Regions from separate parts of the Mus musculus genome. Here region 1 is linked to region 2. Evidence: chromatin loops called from intact Hi-C (ENCODE). Cell type or tissue: heart. All regions are shown on one strand. Each heading gives the region's core, and the rest is flanking DNA. Links, peaks and the distances in the headings are about the cores only. Region 1 overlaps Cdk14 (cyclin-dependent kinase 14). Region 2 holds the start of Cdk14 (cyclin-dependent kinase 14).

Region 1 (8,432 bases), core at 185-8,184, 200 kb before region 2:
GACATAATGCCTTTCCTTATGAGTCCTGCAGTAATTTACATGTTAATGCATCCATGACATAAGCTGAAGCCAGAACTCTGGCATCGTGTAGAGTACAATTAACGGTAGCCTTCTACAATTTCCTGATGACAATTTATTTGCTTCTTTCAGCGAGAAAGAATATGAACTGTGGATCTACCAAAAAACATAATCAGCAAGTATTAGAAATATTGCTAGTAAAGGGCAATATCCTTAATCCCTGTGTGACCGTGTAAGTATTATGATAGTACTAGAAGATTATTTATCATCATGGCTATTAATACACTATTAATAAAAAACAATTTACTTTCTTAGTATCTACTTAGAGAAGTTCATAACCCACACCCCCGTTAGCATCAATGGCACAGAAAGAGCCACCTCCTTGTGAAGGATTCAGACGCTCAGCAGTGTAGAGGAACTGCTTGCTAGCACACCATTTGACTCCAGTTCTCTCAGTCCACAGTCCCGTTCCTTATACTATACAGTGTGACCTTTACTAAAGGATACTATGCTGTTGTACTGAAGGAGAGCAGCATTAGACTTACTGACTCACACCTCCCCTAAGAGTATTGTTTGCAAAACTATTTTGGCAACATCCCCTACCAAGACCATTCCAACTCAGACAGGGGCTTTGGACAGACCCCTACCCAACCTTTCAGGAATTACATGGTTCTTGGCAAGTTATATCCTTTCCCTAAGAGCTTGGTTTTCCTCATGTATACTGGGGATAATGCCAGTAGATGCATCTCACAGGGCAGCTATGTGAGTCTGCTGAAGTAATGAATCCAAAGTAGGAAGTCAAACACCTGGCTTATAATCATTGCAGAGGCAATATTGTGTATTACCCTGACACTGAATTTTCTAAAACTCTATCTGCCAGAATAGGCCCTCACTTCCTGACACAGATCACAAGAATCTTTGTTTCCTAAGGTTCCTTTATATTTACAAAAGGTCTTAGTCTTAGTTAGGCTTTCCATTGCTGTGATGTGTCTAAAGGAAAGCATTTAACTGGGGCTGGCTTACAGTTTCAGAGGTTCAATCCTTTATCCTCAGAGTGAGAAGCAAGGCACCATACAGGCAGGCCCATTGCTGGAGGAGCCAAAAGTTCTAGCTCTTAATCCAAAGGCAGCTAAAGGGACTGTATCCCACACTGTTGGAGCTTTAGCATAGAAGACCTCAAAGCCTGCTCCCACAATGGCATGCTTCCTCCAGTAAGGCCAAACCTACTCCAACAAGGCCATACCTCCATACAGTGCCACTCACAGAGGGCCAAGCACTCAAACATGAGTCTGTGGGGACCAATTACAACTACACAGTCTTGGACTTCCTGGCAACACATATGAAAATGTTTTTAGTTATTTCACAAAATCTTGTTTTTGTTTTATGAGCAAGAAATGGTTCCTATTTATTTTTTACTTCCCACGGGGTGGGGGGCACTTACTAAGTGGCATCTACAACATGGCACCGAGTATTTGAAATGACAGTCTGGAAGAATGATTTTTCAGTCCCAAGCTCACATTACAAGAGTAGTGACCATCACTGGGCATGGAACTTGTCCAGCCTTCACGGGAACCTCACACAGGACAGGATAGATAATCTCCCCAACTACACAGTCCTACTAAGTGCCAGGGCACAGGCTAGAAATGAGATCAGGTTAACACAAGCCTCTGCACTCTTTTCTGCTGATCAGATAAAGAAAAGATTCCTAGCACTTTAGAAGTCCTTGTATAATTCCCTCTAAACATTATTCCTGAGTTAGAATGATTTAAATGCCATAGAGGAGTGTCTCCTGGTAGTTTGTAAAAATCATGTGTTCTTCTGTGGTCTTCCTTCTTTCAACCATCATTATGTTTTTATATTTGTGAATGAAATTCAGTGCTGAGAGTAAAGGTGGAGATATGGATTGGGAACTTATCAAAGAATGGGGAAGTCGGCACAAAGAGAATTGGAAAAATCATCACAAAAAGGTAAGGGGAGATCCTGCGAGGCTAATTCATGTTCATTAGAAAGTGAAGCCAGTCAAAGACAATAGATTCCTGAATGGTCGAAGATGCCAACCACCGAGAAGAAGACTTAGGGGGGCCACCTAGCAAAGAAGAATGCTGACTGCCCTGTTATCCCTTAAAGGTCATCCTAGTTCTCCAAGGTATCCACTGTTTATCTGAACCTTAGTGACCCTGAGAGCCTGAGGGAAAGGTGCCTGAAGGAACGTTTGCCAGTGACATTAGTGGCTTCCCCAGGAATAAACAACTGCAAGTGACAGGGGCAAATGGTTCAAATTCAACAAGTTAAGAACATTCAAGGAATTGGGAAGGTCATCATTTTTTATAACCTTCCACTGAAATATTCTCATTTTACTTATAAAATTCCATAATACATTGGTCTTTATGCTGGAATTGTTGTGTTTGTCTTACTGTAGTGTATTATTGTCCTTTTATGAAAATCATCGCATCTGCAAACGGACAAATGTCCAGCATGAAAATGTTCCTCTTCCTATGGATGGAGGTCAACAAATTGCCTCATAAAAGTGACAGTCTTCAAAAAGTCGGAATTCTAAATTAATATACATAATTTAAGTAACCATTCAAAATATTGTAAAATACCTTCTCGCTCTTCTTTAAGGACTATGATTGGATTTAATGGGGCCCACACAACTGGAAGGTTACCCTCATGTTTATTTCTCTGAGATTTTTATAAGACATGTATTTCAGCAGGTAAATGCAAGACACAGAGTGTGCTTACAAAGAATGAGTCCTCTAAAATAAGCCTCCCACTTTCAGGGAGAGACTGGATGTATGAATGTGCACGTACATACACACTACGATAAAAATTAGAACTGTATGGACTGTTATTACATATTATCACTAAGGCAGGAATTAAGAACTATCTAAAAGTATGGTGCCCAAGTTACACCTAAACCAGGAGTGGACTTTAACTTGGAAAAGACTGAAGCACACACGAGAAAAATGAGAAAAAATTATAATATAGCAGTTGTCCTGTCTTGTCTTTCCATGTTAGGTACAGATTAGCTCTCAAATTTCTTTTGCACAAATTATTCCACTATGAGGACAATAAGTTCTGCCATATTAATTGCTTTATGAAATAGTACAATTCTTAATATTAGCTAGTTCATTTTCTCAATATTTAATTGGTGATGAGTGAACTCCTACCAGGCAAGCCTTGTTTGTTTTCTAACATTCCTGAACCTGTAGAGAGGGCTGCATGTATTAAACTGGCGCTGATGTTGGTATGTTGGTCTGCAGCTCCTGGCCAAGACAGCAACAGAGCAATTGGAGCAGTCAAATTCAACTCTACTTGGGATCTTTTATATTTATATAAACTATTCAAGTCACAGAAACATTCTGATCAAGAAAGTAACAATAAATTTTATGTATTCCTTTGACATAAAAATTTAGGATGATTTTGGAAAAATTAGCATTATTGAAGTTTCAGTATTTAATATGATATCCTTCATTCTTTAAGCATATCCTTAATCTAAAAGTGTTTTGAACAAAAATTTAAACCTACAAAGAGCAAATAGCAATTTTATATACATAAACAAGCACAATTTGTCATCCAATCTTTTATTTGCTGCTATAATACTGTGTGTACTTCTGTATTTGAAGGAAGATATAATGAGGAAAACATGGGCATGCCGTTTTAATGACTTGATAAACTTTTATACTGCTTTGGGACTTCATGAAGCACATAGGTGAATCTGTAAGTACTGTGAAATATTGTAGATGTTCTGTGTAGAGTTGTGGGTAGAAGCTTTATGTGTCATTGGAGGGCAGTATGTGGCTTTTTATACTTCATAGATGAAATACAGTGCAAAAGCTAACTTAAGGTGACAGTCTGAGACTGTTCAAGCCCTTGGACTTATCCTACAAAGAGTGTTTATTCTTTTTTAGGTTACAAGAAAGTAATTGCATTGATTTGTTTTGTGAATGTGGCTCAAAGGGTGGCCAGCAAGCTTCCCTTAAGGCTGATACTTCCCCTACTGCTGGAGCCTGCCCACATGGCCCTAAGCTACACACACACACACACACACACACACACACACACACACACACACACACACACACACAAAGGCTCACAGATAACAGGACAATTGCCAAGCTTTTGCTGAGTATTTCCTTTAATTCTTTTTCTTGGGTCCTGTTCAAAATGTTAGGGTTTTGGTTTTTTTTTTTTTTTTTTTTTTTAAGTACTACTATCAACTCAATGCTCTTGGGTATACCCAGAGAACTGACTGAGCTGGCAAGTATCCAAAAAATATAAATATCCCATACTCAAGTTTCCTTTTATTTGTCCTTCTGAACTTTTCCCACAATATACTATATAGTGCATTTCTCTCACATGTGCTATTAATTAAGATTTTTTAAAAAACAAATCAAGATAGGAATTATTCAATGGTTTTAAGAAGAGATCCATTGCATTCTAAAATGTCACAAGAATATGAGCAATGCAGAGAAATCTGAATGGTTTACTTTTCTGGTTACTCCACAGGAAGATGGGATCCAATTCTGAGGTGAGGCCAGCATTCTAAGGAGCTGAGTCACCACCAGGCCTCTGTCTCCTCCACATTGACGACTCATAGGACTTTGCCTCAGGTCTGAGCTCTACTGATCTTGATCATTCTAACACTCCTCCCTACAACTCAGTTGATCTTCTGTAAATGATAGGACCAGATTACATGATCCCTTGCGCTCTTCCCAGACCTTACAAACTAGGATTAAACCCTTCAGGGGCAAGATGTCTACCCCTTCAGGTTTAGTATAGCATAGCATGAGCTTAATACCTTTGACCATACAACTCTCACAATGGCCTATCAACTTATGCTCTCCTTACTTGCTGATGCTCCCAAAATGGATGCATTCAATACCTAGTTCTATCTTCCTCTTCCTTAATGCTTCCATATAGGTCCCAAACACAATGGTAATTTAAGAAAATGAAAAGTAACCATAGAAACAAATGTTGATCAGGACAAGACTCCAGTTCACAGCAGAAGAGACTTGTGGTGAACACAGGATAGGCAGTGTTTGCAATTAGAAAATTTCTGAGCAGCCTCCATACCCACTCAGAAGGTAGAACTCCCTCTCAGCAGGCAAACTGGTGGGGTTGGGTGGCAGGGAGAGTATTTCTACTTCAGCTAGCTACTTAGCAACAACTCTCCTCTGTTCATTTCTCAGACCACAACGTATGACTATAACCATGGTTCCTTCCACTCTTAATTCTGAAACAATCGTGGCCCAATTAGTTGCTGCTTAAAATCTATTAACTCACTACCTAGTCTCTGCATTAGCTCCATTTTCATAACAGTAGGGGAACGCAGGTATCTAAGGAGTCTGTTCTTGTTCCATACCACAGCCTCTAAGGTACCAATAGGTCATAGATGAGCATATCTGTCCAGAAAGCTTAATGTAGTTAAGCACGGGAATATAAGTGTACAAGCATGTAATACTTGCAAAGAACAAAAAAGAAAGAAGAGGAAAGGGAATATCACTATTAAAGGCTACAGGATGTCAGAGAAGAGGCAGTGTTTAATGCGGTCTTTAAAAGGTGACTCGAGTAGAGTTGATGGTCTGGGGTAGGGACAGGCTAGAAAAAGCAGGTACATTCATTCCTTTGCCAGTACATTCCTCCACCAGCTGCTTCTCCCCTAGCCAGCCATAAAAATTCAACCTGTCATTTGCCACATACAATCAGCTTCTTAGTTGTACAAGTTATATAATGATTTTTTTCTCATATTGAGTTACTTTCTTGTATTGAACAAACAGTATGTTATGATTATAGCTCTTTGTCAAAAACTGACAGCCCCTGGAGATGGAAACTTGTGATCTCAGCATCTAAGGAGACAGATGTCCCAAAAGATCCTGACTTGCCAATGGTTTCCACCTTACTCTACAACAGGCTTTGTGCCTATAATCTTATAATCCAGTTTGCAACATATGAGTTTTCTCATTATTTAACTTGGTCATCTTTTATAAGTTTGAAAAATTAATCCTTTATCAAACACATTACTTGGCAATATTTTCTTCTGATTTGTGACTTGTCTCTTAGTTTTCATAGATCTGTGTTCAGGGACCACAACTTCAATTGATAAACTGTCATCTTCCATAAATTTGGCTAATCTCTAATCTGAAATCACAAGGCTTCCCAGCAGGTCTGTGTCCAGAGATTCTAAACTTTTTATATTGAATACACAAACTTAGTATTGAAATTGGTATTGGTTGCAAGGTGAGTATTGATCTGTTTTGCATTCAAACATCTAATTGTCAAGAGTAACAATTTTTGTAAAAACTACTTCTTGTCCACTTAAGATCAACTGTCTAATTTGTTAGCATTAAGTGGCTCATAATAGCCCTATAAAGACCAATGATTCCTCTAAAGTCAATAGTTATGTTTGCTCATTGGTGGTATAGTAACTCATACCTTGTTCATCTTGGTCAGTCAGGTAAAAATGTATTAATATTCGCACAGCAAAAACAAACAAAAAAAAAACATCAGCTTTCTGTTTAACTGTCTTCTCTACTGCATTTCCGTTCTCTATTTCACTGATTCCACTGTGGTTATTATTCTCCCTCTGTTTTGGGGAAATAAATAAATAAATGTGATGCTCTTTTCCAATACGCTTAGAGAAAAAGCTTAGATTTTAAGTTGAGATCATATTTCTTTTCTAAAATGTATGTTCCAGGCTCAGCTTTTCTCCCAAACACTGACTTATCTACATCCCATGAATTTTGATGATGTTTTTATTTTCATTGATATCAAAATATCAACATTCATTTTTATTTTATCTATATATTATCCAGAAATGTGTTGTTTAATTTTCAATTTTTGAATTTCACTTTTGTTCTTCATGTTCAATGTAATTGCTTAGGAGACAGAAGTGACACCTTGATGAACGCAGTCCTCTGACACAGACTTCTGTTAAGGTTTAGCCTGTGACGTATCCTCGAGAATATTCAGTTTGCTCAAAAAATGCATGAATGCACATTTTACTTGGAACTATGTGTCCAGTTGGTCACCATATCATTTCTACCTTCTACATCTTGGTTGGCTTCTTCCAATTGATATTCCAATATTTGGGGATAAATGCATGAGTAAAATTGTTGAAATGTCTATTTCTTTTATGGTCCCCCTGTATATTACAACTATTGTGTAAAGTTTATGCATTTCTAATGGGGAGATCATGCTCATGGCAGACCTTTCATCACTGTAAAATGTCCCTCTCTGCAGGAAAACTACAAAAGTATCTATCGGTATTTATTATACTTTTTATCTTGTCAGGTTTCCTATGATTAATGTTTACATATCCTACTCAACATTTACCCCGATGAGTAGCTAGAACTAAAGCTCATCTCTTCTACAAAGCATGGAGTTAACTCTTCTCTTTCTACCCAGTCTGGAACACTTTTCTCTGGTGTCCTGAATGCAGAGAGTTGAGATGCTAGAGTTCTATCCCTATCCACTGCATCTCTTCGGGGATGCTCAAATGTTTCCGTGTTCCTACTCACTGCCTTCATCTTCTTCTCCATACATTGAAATAAAAGCATACTTTGTTGATTTTTAATCATATTATTTTCTTTGTGATTATTCTGAGGAATAATCATACATAGGTTGAGTATAGTTTGCTCCAGGTTAATATTGTCTTAATATTTATTAAATGTAGCTTTTTCTCTCCCACATAAATATTATCAATATGTCATATATCTAACAATGTTACAATCACTACGTGAAATAGTCTAGTATCTTACAGATTGTATAAAATATTATAGAACTGTTTATATTTATTCACATATTGCCATTTCCAACATTCTAATTTTTTATACTAAAAAAGTGGATTCGTTGCCAAGTGCACCCAGCCTGGCATGTGCACCCAGCCTGGCATGCTTCGCTTAGTATTTCACTCAGGTTCTGCTGATTTGGACATAGCTCTGGCCTCGTTTCCAAAGGATTGTTTTGTTAGATGCAGAATTTTAATTGACAGGTTTTCATTTCCTTCTCTTTTGTTTTTTGAGTATGTCAGTACTTTCCCTTCCTGCAACTGCCACTGTAGATGAAAGGTCAGCTCGTGAGTACAGTTTTCTCTGCTATAATGAGTTGCTTGTCTCTTCCTACCGTCAAGATTTCCCTTTGTCTTTTTCTTTATGCAATTTTACTTTTAAAAAAATCTACCAGTGGGTCTCTTTGTGCTTCTTTTAATTGTAGTCTTTTGACATGTTTGCAGTCATAGGATTTTATGGTGATTTAAAAAAATCATGCCTTGCCCAATTCTTTCTCCTCTTTCCATCACACACAATGTATCTGTTTTTCAAAAGAAGCATAAAAAAAATCACATTATTTGGTATCTTCATTGACTACTTACTAAACATAAAAAAATATCTCTTAAATATGGACCTTGAAGATCC
Region 2 (8,432 bases), core at 211-8,210:
GCTTGTACTGACCTACTGGGGGCTGAAAATGTGAAATGGCGTTGGGAAGTGAAGGGGAGGGGGGTGAAATATTCACACCGGCCCACTCTTTCTTGCCTTCTTGGTCCTGACAATTTCCCATCATCCCGCTCTAACGGGTGGATCTGAGATTAGTTAGAAAGGGAGTTGGAGGGTGGGGACAAAGAGAAAATTCTAAGTGCATTTGCTAAGCAATAAAGAAAAGCCGATGATTCCCACTGCATGGTGACTCCGTGAGGCCCTGCTTACCACAGGAAGAACAAAGCTGGACTGAAAAGCCTATTACTCAATAGATACCTTTCATTGATAGATTGACACCTGACATGGTTTCTTCTAAATATTGCACACCTTGCCCTAAAAGGGAGTTGACGGAATAACAAAGACCAATTAAAGGTGTTCTTGCCAGATAGCTATCAGGTCACTGGTGAGTAAACTCTGACCTAAACAAGCACACAACATCTTGTTATTGATTATGTTCCCTGATTGTCATTAATCATTTATGTAAATGTAAAACCACAATGGTCCTCAAGGATGTCGTGGGACAATAAGCAAATTGTGCTACTCTGACTTAACAAAAGGATAGATATGGAGTTGTTGATACTCTATCTGGTCCTCAGTTCAGACACAGTTCCCAAAAGGCTTCTTAGTAACTCACCAAGGAGATCCTGCTGTGTCCTCCATGGCACCTTCACTACTAATCTTCATTATGGAATTTGCCACTTTATGCTAGCAATGCTCATTCACTAGCCTGTGTTCCAGCCATATTGAGCACTAACTCCAGGACAATATCTAGCGCCAGAAGGTATATGGTAACATGTGGCATTAAGGAGTCCTACCTCAGTGGCAAAGAGAGAGAAGGTCATATTTTAATGTACACTAAGGTTTTGGCAAATGAAAACCATATATATTTTTATGTAACAACCATAAACATAAGTCCCATTACTATAATATCCACTCCGTCTTCTGCACCCTCCCCTTGCCCCTCCCTCTTGCTAGGCCCAGAGTTCAGGGCCTCACACATACTGGGCAAGCTCTCCTCACTGAGCCCAAATTAAAACCATTTATAGCTGCTTTGGGGAAGAATCTGGCACAACAGTGAAACCGTAAACCTGAGCACTTTACATCTATCTACCATTCTTCATGGAATGGCTGGTCAATGACAATGTAGAGCTACACAGCGACAGGCAGAGGGCAAGAAACCCACAAGCATTCCCCCTAATCTCAGCTTCCTCCTTCCACCCACATCCTCTAAACAAGCGCATACATGGGCTCCTCTCTAATAGCAAGCATGCGCATCCTTTCCCGGGGAAAGAATCCCACCAGGTGAGAAGGAGGGTCGGCATCTGCATTAGCCTGCCTGTGAAGTCAAAAAAGGAACCGGCGCCAGGAATGGATGGGCTCATTTCAGCTACTAACTACAATTAAGTTCCAGCTTACCTTAGCTAGCCTACAAGTTCTAAGTCAGGAAGGGGAGGAATCCTGCTAAAAAAAAAAAACAAGACCACCATCCTAAATAGGTGACCACACTGAGCTATTGCGCAGGAAACCAGAAATAGTCACTGTGGAAATGGATGCTTGACTTTAGAATTTAATTATGCTCATCTTATAAAAGAGCCATAGCTCTATTGTAGTCACTACCTGGCAGATGTCATAAATCAGAACCCTGTGGCTTGAAACCTAATGTGTCTCATTTGACCTTATGTAGCAATCTCGGGTCAGTTCTGTTTGGGGTTGACGGTGACAAAGTCAGCATGGTCTATGATGTATGACAAATTAAACAATCCTACTTCTTTTGTAGTCAGAATCACTATTAAAAACAATCACTGACTGCAGACCACATGCATGCATGCACTGTCATCGTTTTCTAGGCAAATGGTTAGCGATTTCTTATGGCTGAACAATGATATGGATATTTCACCATATAACAAACTATACCTAAAAAGGACTAAGAAAAGGAAATAAAGCCAATATGTATATTTCAAAGGCTCTCTTAGACTGGGTCATGGAATACATGGTGATGTTGGGTCGTTTGTTTATCCTTTGACCACTCAATGAAGAAAAGTAGGTAAGAAGGGACAAACAGAAATCGGAACTGATCCTCACCATGTTATAGATGATGTATCAGATAGTGTTATTCTGTCTCATTTGATCTCCACAATTATACAACTCTATGCAGGTGAGGATGCAGGAATTTAAGTGAATTACTGGTTGCCAAGGAAAAGAGAGGGCCAGGCTCACAACTGTCCAACTCCAACGCTTACCATGTTTTTAGGATGTTATACTACAAATCTGTAGCCACTTCTCCTCTTCTTCCTTTCTACCTATAACACTATCATGTCAGTATGATCTGATCCCTAATAATGACAACACGTTGCAAACATTTATTGAGTCCTCATTGCATGCCACACAAGACACTGCGTCATCATTTCACCAAGTGGGGAAAAAACCCACAGACCACATCCCTTGCTTATAAACTATATGAACCCATAGAAAAATCTCATTGCATTGTCTCTCGGTCCTCAAAAACATCCTTCAGTCAGCAAACTGAGTTCACTGCCTCTGAGTGTGAGGGAAAACATAGAAGATGACTTTTTCAGTAGTGCTCTTTCTAATAAATATCCTGGGTTTGGTGCATACACAACAAAAATCACTTAAAAATGTCAATAATTTCTTTCACAATGTACCACAGTAAGATCTGCTCTTCTGAGTCCTCTTTCAATAAAGACATTATCAGCTTTCTTTACTGAGCTGTACTGTTTCCTAGAGAATGGACATAAAGGCCACATAATCATACCAGGCATTGGTGAGGAGCGTTAGACTCAGAAGGGAGCTCTCACACGACTAAAGCCGAGGAATCCAGGAAGCCCAATTAACTATAATATCTACTGCCAACACTGCAGTTAATCCAAACAGTACTGATTGGCCATCAAACCCTAAAATTATTTAAACATACAGGATTTTTATATTATTACCCTTGGTTTCTTACTGAGACTCAACTGCAATGAATTATTTAACACAAAACTGGAGGGGCTCCAACGGAATCATTAGCATTAGTAACTATCTAGCTAATGTGCTTTAGAACAGGCCCTAATGGACTCCAGAACCCGCCTGGGTGGTGTTTTGGGTCCAGCCCTGAAACATCCTTGTTAATAATGCACAGACTCCACACCTCACTCTCACACTCCTCTTGGCTTCAAACTTCACTTGAATGTAGGACTCCACACTCACAGGCCTAACTCAGAAAAATGAGTCTGTGTACATTCAACGCATGTAATAAGTAAAGGCACGACTAATATGACTTCTGCACATGATTTACAGTGTTCTCAGGAAAAGCAAAGTGTCAAACAAAATTGATAATAATAATAATAATAATAATAATAATAATAAGCTTGACTAAATATTTATCCATGTTTTCATAGTTCATTGTCCATACATGCAAACTGTCTTCAGACTGCAGACACTCACTGGCACATCAGGGCTTTAAGGAATTAGCTTATGATTAATTAATTAACTTTCACTAACATAACAGGTGAGCCAAAGGCCAGAAGGTATGCTGGGACACTCCCATGTGTTGGCTTGGGGCTTATAGGATTCCCTTGCTTTGCACAGTTACCTGTATCAAAGAAAGTTAAGGACCAAAGTTTAGGTAGCAGCTATGCCTCCAGGTTTACAGGCACTTTCTGCCACCAACACTCAAGATTCAACAAACCCATTCCACCGGACACAGCTGTCATCTTGCTGCAGCCTATAGCATGTATTCATTAAGTATCCTAAACATTCCTTGAGCGTTTTGTTTTGTTTTGTTTTGTTAATGCTGTGTGTTTATGCTCTGTTAAGTTGGTTGATTTTTTTTTTAAAGAAGACAATAGCCTCTGGACTGCACTAATGGAGCAAGTTCAGGAGACATATTCATAAATGTCTCCACAACTTCACAGCTCACCCTTCACCACAGCAGCTGGAAGGTTTCAAGACCTACAAACCGAACACCCAAACCTCCAATTATAGGACCCGGAGTACGGAACAAAAGGTCCCAAGGTATCTGTCCCACTTCCTCTAGGTTGAGTACATTAAACAACATCAGGCACATGTCAACGTTTCAACAATTCCCAAAGCTAAATTATTGGCTAAGCACTTAAAACCAACTCGCTTTAAGTAACCTAGGTGGCCACAGAAACCCGATGGCGGTGGGGACCGGGTGTTCCCTCTCCGGTTCACTGCGGGCGCCAAAGATACTATTGGCGGGGAGGAGGAACTCAAATTGGAGGCTTAAGACAGTCCACGAACGAAGCCCAGGTCCTGGGGGCAGAGGGATGGCCCTCCAGCTGGTCCCTGCCCTAGCCTGGAGTCCTCTCCTTCATCCCTGGTTCGCAGCTCACCCCGAGGTGGCAGCCGCCTGGTTGGTGCCCGGAGCACGGAGTGGGCGCGGGGACTGAGGGAGCGAGCCCCGGGATCGCCCGCAGGACACTGGGGACAGTCGACTACACTCACCGATGCGGCTGAAACTCTCGGACAAAGTTCTCCTCAACTTCTTCATCTTGCCGATCTTCTCGGCCGGCTGCGGTTCAATGAGGTCGCACATCTGGGCGGCGTAGGGCCCCGGCAACTTCGCGAAACTGGTCCAGCGCAGCGCAGCGCAGCGCAGACAACGGCGGGCGAGGGCGCGCGGCGCGGGGAAGGCGGCGCCTCGTCCTGCTCCTCCGCCTCCGCCTCCTCGCGGGCCGCGGGCGACGCGCAGCGCTCGCCAGGCTGCGGGGCTCGGGCCTGGGCCGAGGCTGGGCGCGCGGGGGCGTCTTACGTGGTGCCGGGGGCTGCCGCCATCCCCGCCGCCCGGGGGCCCCCGCGCTGCGCGGCCGCCCGCCGCATTTTCCCTCCTTTGTAAGCAAGAGCCGCGCGGCCGCGGCCGGAGATGGGGGTCCGCGGACGAGGAGGCGCAGGCGGCTGCGGACCGGGCGAGCGGGACAAGTTCCCCAGCCCGAGGGGCGGCGCTGCACGGAGACCTGCGACTGCCCTCGCCGGAGGCCTGGCGCCCGGGACCCCCGCGCGACCCCGCGCCGCGCTCCGGCTCCGAATCCGACTCCGACTCCCAGGCCTCCGCCGCCCTCCCGGACCCGCCGCGCCCGGGCGGCGCCCCCTCCCGGCCGCCCGCGCTCCGCCCGCCGCGGCCGCGCTCCTTCCGCGCGCTCCGGGACCGCAGCCCGCAGGCGGGCCAGTCCACCCGGTGCGGTCCGTGTTGGCCCACGACCCGGAAATGTTGGGGAGTGTCCGACGAGGTGCTCGAAGACCTTGGGGACGCATTCGGGTTTAGGATAGACTTTATGGCGTGGGGTGGTTGGTTTTAATTTGCAGGGAAAGTGGGTGCTCCAAAGGGCAGGAGAGGCCCCATTTTATTGGGGTACAGTGCAAAAGCTGAAAATGCTCCCCACCCCGGAACTTCTAGAAGTCAGGGCACCTGCGTTTTGCCTCAGCCCTGTCTCTGGGTGACAGGAATGTCACTGTGGGTGACTCCTCAGCAGGATACTCTGGTCATCGGTAAACTTACAACCTATTGTCACCTCCTTTCCCCACTTCAGTGAATGAACTTGAAAAGGATCTTAAGAGTGGCTTTTTTAAAAAGCCCCGGGACAAACAGTTCCGGCAGAAAACAGTCTTTTTTTTTTTCTAATAAATGAGGTGCTCCAAACGTCAGTCTCCCAGGGGAGGGTGAAGGAAGATGGGGGTTGGCCTGGTGTACTGATTATGGGCCAGCAAAGTCCTTATGAAAGAAACGTTAGTGATCTTGAGTCATCTGGCTGGGTAAGTAATAGGAGCTTTTGTGGGTGTGACAATGCTGTTTAGTTTAAAGGAAGTTTTGGGGAGTTTGTGTTTTGTCGAAAGATGTTTATCTTAAAACAAAAACTAGCCCCCTGCCTTCCTTAAATTGTGAGGTAGAACACTGATTTGTTCTGCCCTGTGCTGAGCACATTACAGGGTTTTGGTAGATTGCCACTGATAAAAAGCTGCTAGCTAGTCAAGCCAAGCCCCTAACAGGAGAGAGCCAGGAATCCATAGCAAAGTCAAGAGAGTTTAAACGCAGGGATGTTGGGTCCTGACAGCCATATCTCAGTAATTACAGAAAGCACCAACTGTGGCTTCATGCAGGAAAAAAAGTTTTATTGACATTTACCACTTGGTCAGACTAATTAGAAAATTAGCAGTTACAACTGAACTCACAGAGAGAGAAACAGAGACAGAGTGAGACACAGAGACACAGAGAGATAGAGACAAAGAGAAAAAAGAGACGGAGAGAGATCCAAACACTGATGCCTTCTTCCAGTCAACAAAGTTGAAAAAATAGCTAATGATAAAACCTTAGAGCGCTATGTATCTGCAGCTGTACTGCTGTCTCCTTTAGAAATGTCTGATCTGAGTACAGAGAGACACAGGCCCAGTGTCGTGGCTCAGTAGTGAGTGTTTGCAGCCGGCATGCTTTGTGTACGTGTGCTGTGCGTGTACCTGCACGTGCATGGGTGTGATAGCCTTTGTGTACATGTGCTGTGCGTGTACCTGCACGTGCATGGGTGTGATAGCCTTTGTGTACATGTGCTGTGTATGTGTACCTACACGTGCATGGGTGTGATAGCCTTTGTGTACATGTGCTGTGCGTGTACCTGCACGTGCATGGGTGTGATAGCCTTTGTGTACATGTGCTGTGTATGTGTACCTACACGTGCATGGGTGTGATAGCCTTTGTGTACATGTGCTGTGCGTGTACCTGCACGTGCATGGGTGTGATAGCCTTTGTGTACATGTGCTGTGCATGTACCTGCACGTGCATGGGTGTGATAGCCTTTGTGTACATGTGCTGTGTGTGTACCTGCATGTGCATGGGTGTGATAGCCTTTGTGTATGTGTGCTGTGCATGTACCTGCACGTGCATGGGTGTGACATCCTTTTTACCTTCCCAATATTTCTAATATTCTAAACTTTGAAAAGCCAGTTTACAATCTATGCATACAAAGCTATTGTTTGTGACCGTTTTTTAAAATAACATGAACTTGTGTCACTATATCTAGGGTTAGTAGGGGAAAACATTTAATATTAAGCTGTGGCAAAATATGCAAAATATATATATACATTTCTGAAATTTACGAAATTTCTGGAAACAAAAGGAGAAACTTAAGAGAATATTCTAGATGGGGCACAACTTTGTCCTTAGACGTTATACTTGAAAGTAGAATCTGAGTATTTTGCCCCCCAAATGCATTAATTTTATGTTGCAAAAATACTAACTTACAACATCATGGGTATTAATTTCCCTTTTCTGTCTCGACTCCAGACGTCCAGCCCTGTGCACTAAAGCAGAGCAGTACATCTGGCAGATGAGACCTGTGTCCAGTGACAAGCCAAGTGAACCCTGGCAACTGAATAGCCAGCTTTCTGCTCCATGTTTGTACGACACTGGCACGTTATGCAGGAAGCCTACAGAATAGAGAAGGAAATTAACTTCATGCTTTTGAGATATGTGTACTTCTGTTTAAGGGTTCAACGTGTGTGTGTGTGTGTGTGTGTGTGTGTGTGTGTGTGTGTGTGCGTGCGTGCGCAACATCTGAAGACAAGGACATAAGCTTATCTAGGGACTAATTGGCAAGTGCTGACTCAACCAAATTCACCAGTGCAATGTGGTAGGCCGGAAGAAGTTGGCTGTGGATCCAGGATGCATGAGTTTTCATTCCTGTTCCATCAATATGTGCTGTGGAACCTGAGAAGAGTAATGCATCTACTTCCTTATCTATAAGGAAAAGGTTTAAGCTGGATAAGCTCAGGTGTCGCCTTAGCTACAAAAATGTGAAGGTGGCATTACCCCGTTCTCAGCTTACATACTAAAGGCTGATTACACCCTCGATACACAAAGGTTGATATACAAGGTACAAAACATACTTTATAGATAAACAAAGCAAAATTACATGTGGTTTAATGTCCATCACTTCTAGTCACCGCAGACATAAACTGTGCATTTGTTAGACAATATTGTGGTTCCAGCCCGGTAGCATACACCAGCAGACATGAGGCCCCAACACATGTACCTCAGAGGACTGCCTGGTCTAGCCTCAGAGAAGATGCACCTAACCCTCAAAAGACTTAAAGTCCCCAGGGAGTGGGGAGGTCTTGTGGGGTAGGGGTGGGAGGACATCCTCTTGGAAACAGCGGGGGTTGGTGAAGGCTAGCAATCCTAACCCAAATAGGCAGGGAGTGCAGGGTTTGATTAGGATCAAAGAACCATCAAAAGCAGCTCACTGCTGCTTAACCAACCATACACAAAGGTAGAGTCAGGGGAAAGAAATCCATGAAACAAGGAAGCCAAGGACAAAGGTAGAAAAATAGTTACATTCACTGATGTGAACTTCCAGAAAACAGTTAAAGCTTAAAGACTGACA

What was found. Hi-C counts contacts between places; a loop is a spot of excess contacts. Peaks named below come from ENCODE experiments on the same cell type or tissue, not always from the same donor. Only the 100,000 strongest peaks of a DNase experiment are listed, where the experiment ranks them.
Region 1: it touches region 2 in a loop (7-fold over the local background); 3 of 42 quality-filtered maps call a loop at or near these places.

The regions. Positions count from the first base shown.
Region 1 is chr5:5,176,348-5,184,779 of GRCm38, forward strand. All of the region lies in intron 5 of Cdk14 (cyclin-dependent kinase 14), which reads right to left. Among named protein-coding and RNA genes, the nearest start is that of Gm30151, 190 kb to the right of the region's middle. In heart, for the core only: no CTCF peak of the experiment used is centred there; no DNase peak of the experiment used is centred there.
Region 2 is chr5:5,375,529-5,383,960 of GRCm38, forward strand. Cdk14 (cyclin-dependent kinase 14) reads right to left here and starts at 4,723. Exons shown (of 15, transcript NM_011074.3): 1 at 4,507-4,723. The coding sequence starts at 4,597. In heart, for the core only: no CTCF peak of the experiment used is centred there; DNase peaks (open chromatin) are centred at 4,613, 5,173 and 5,723; H3K4me3 peaks cover 3,251 bases; H3K27ac peaks cover 1,970 bases.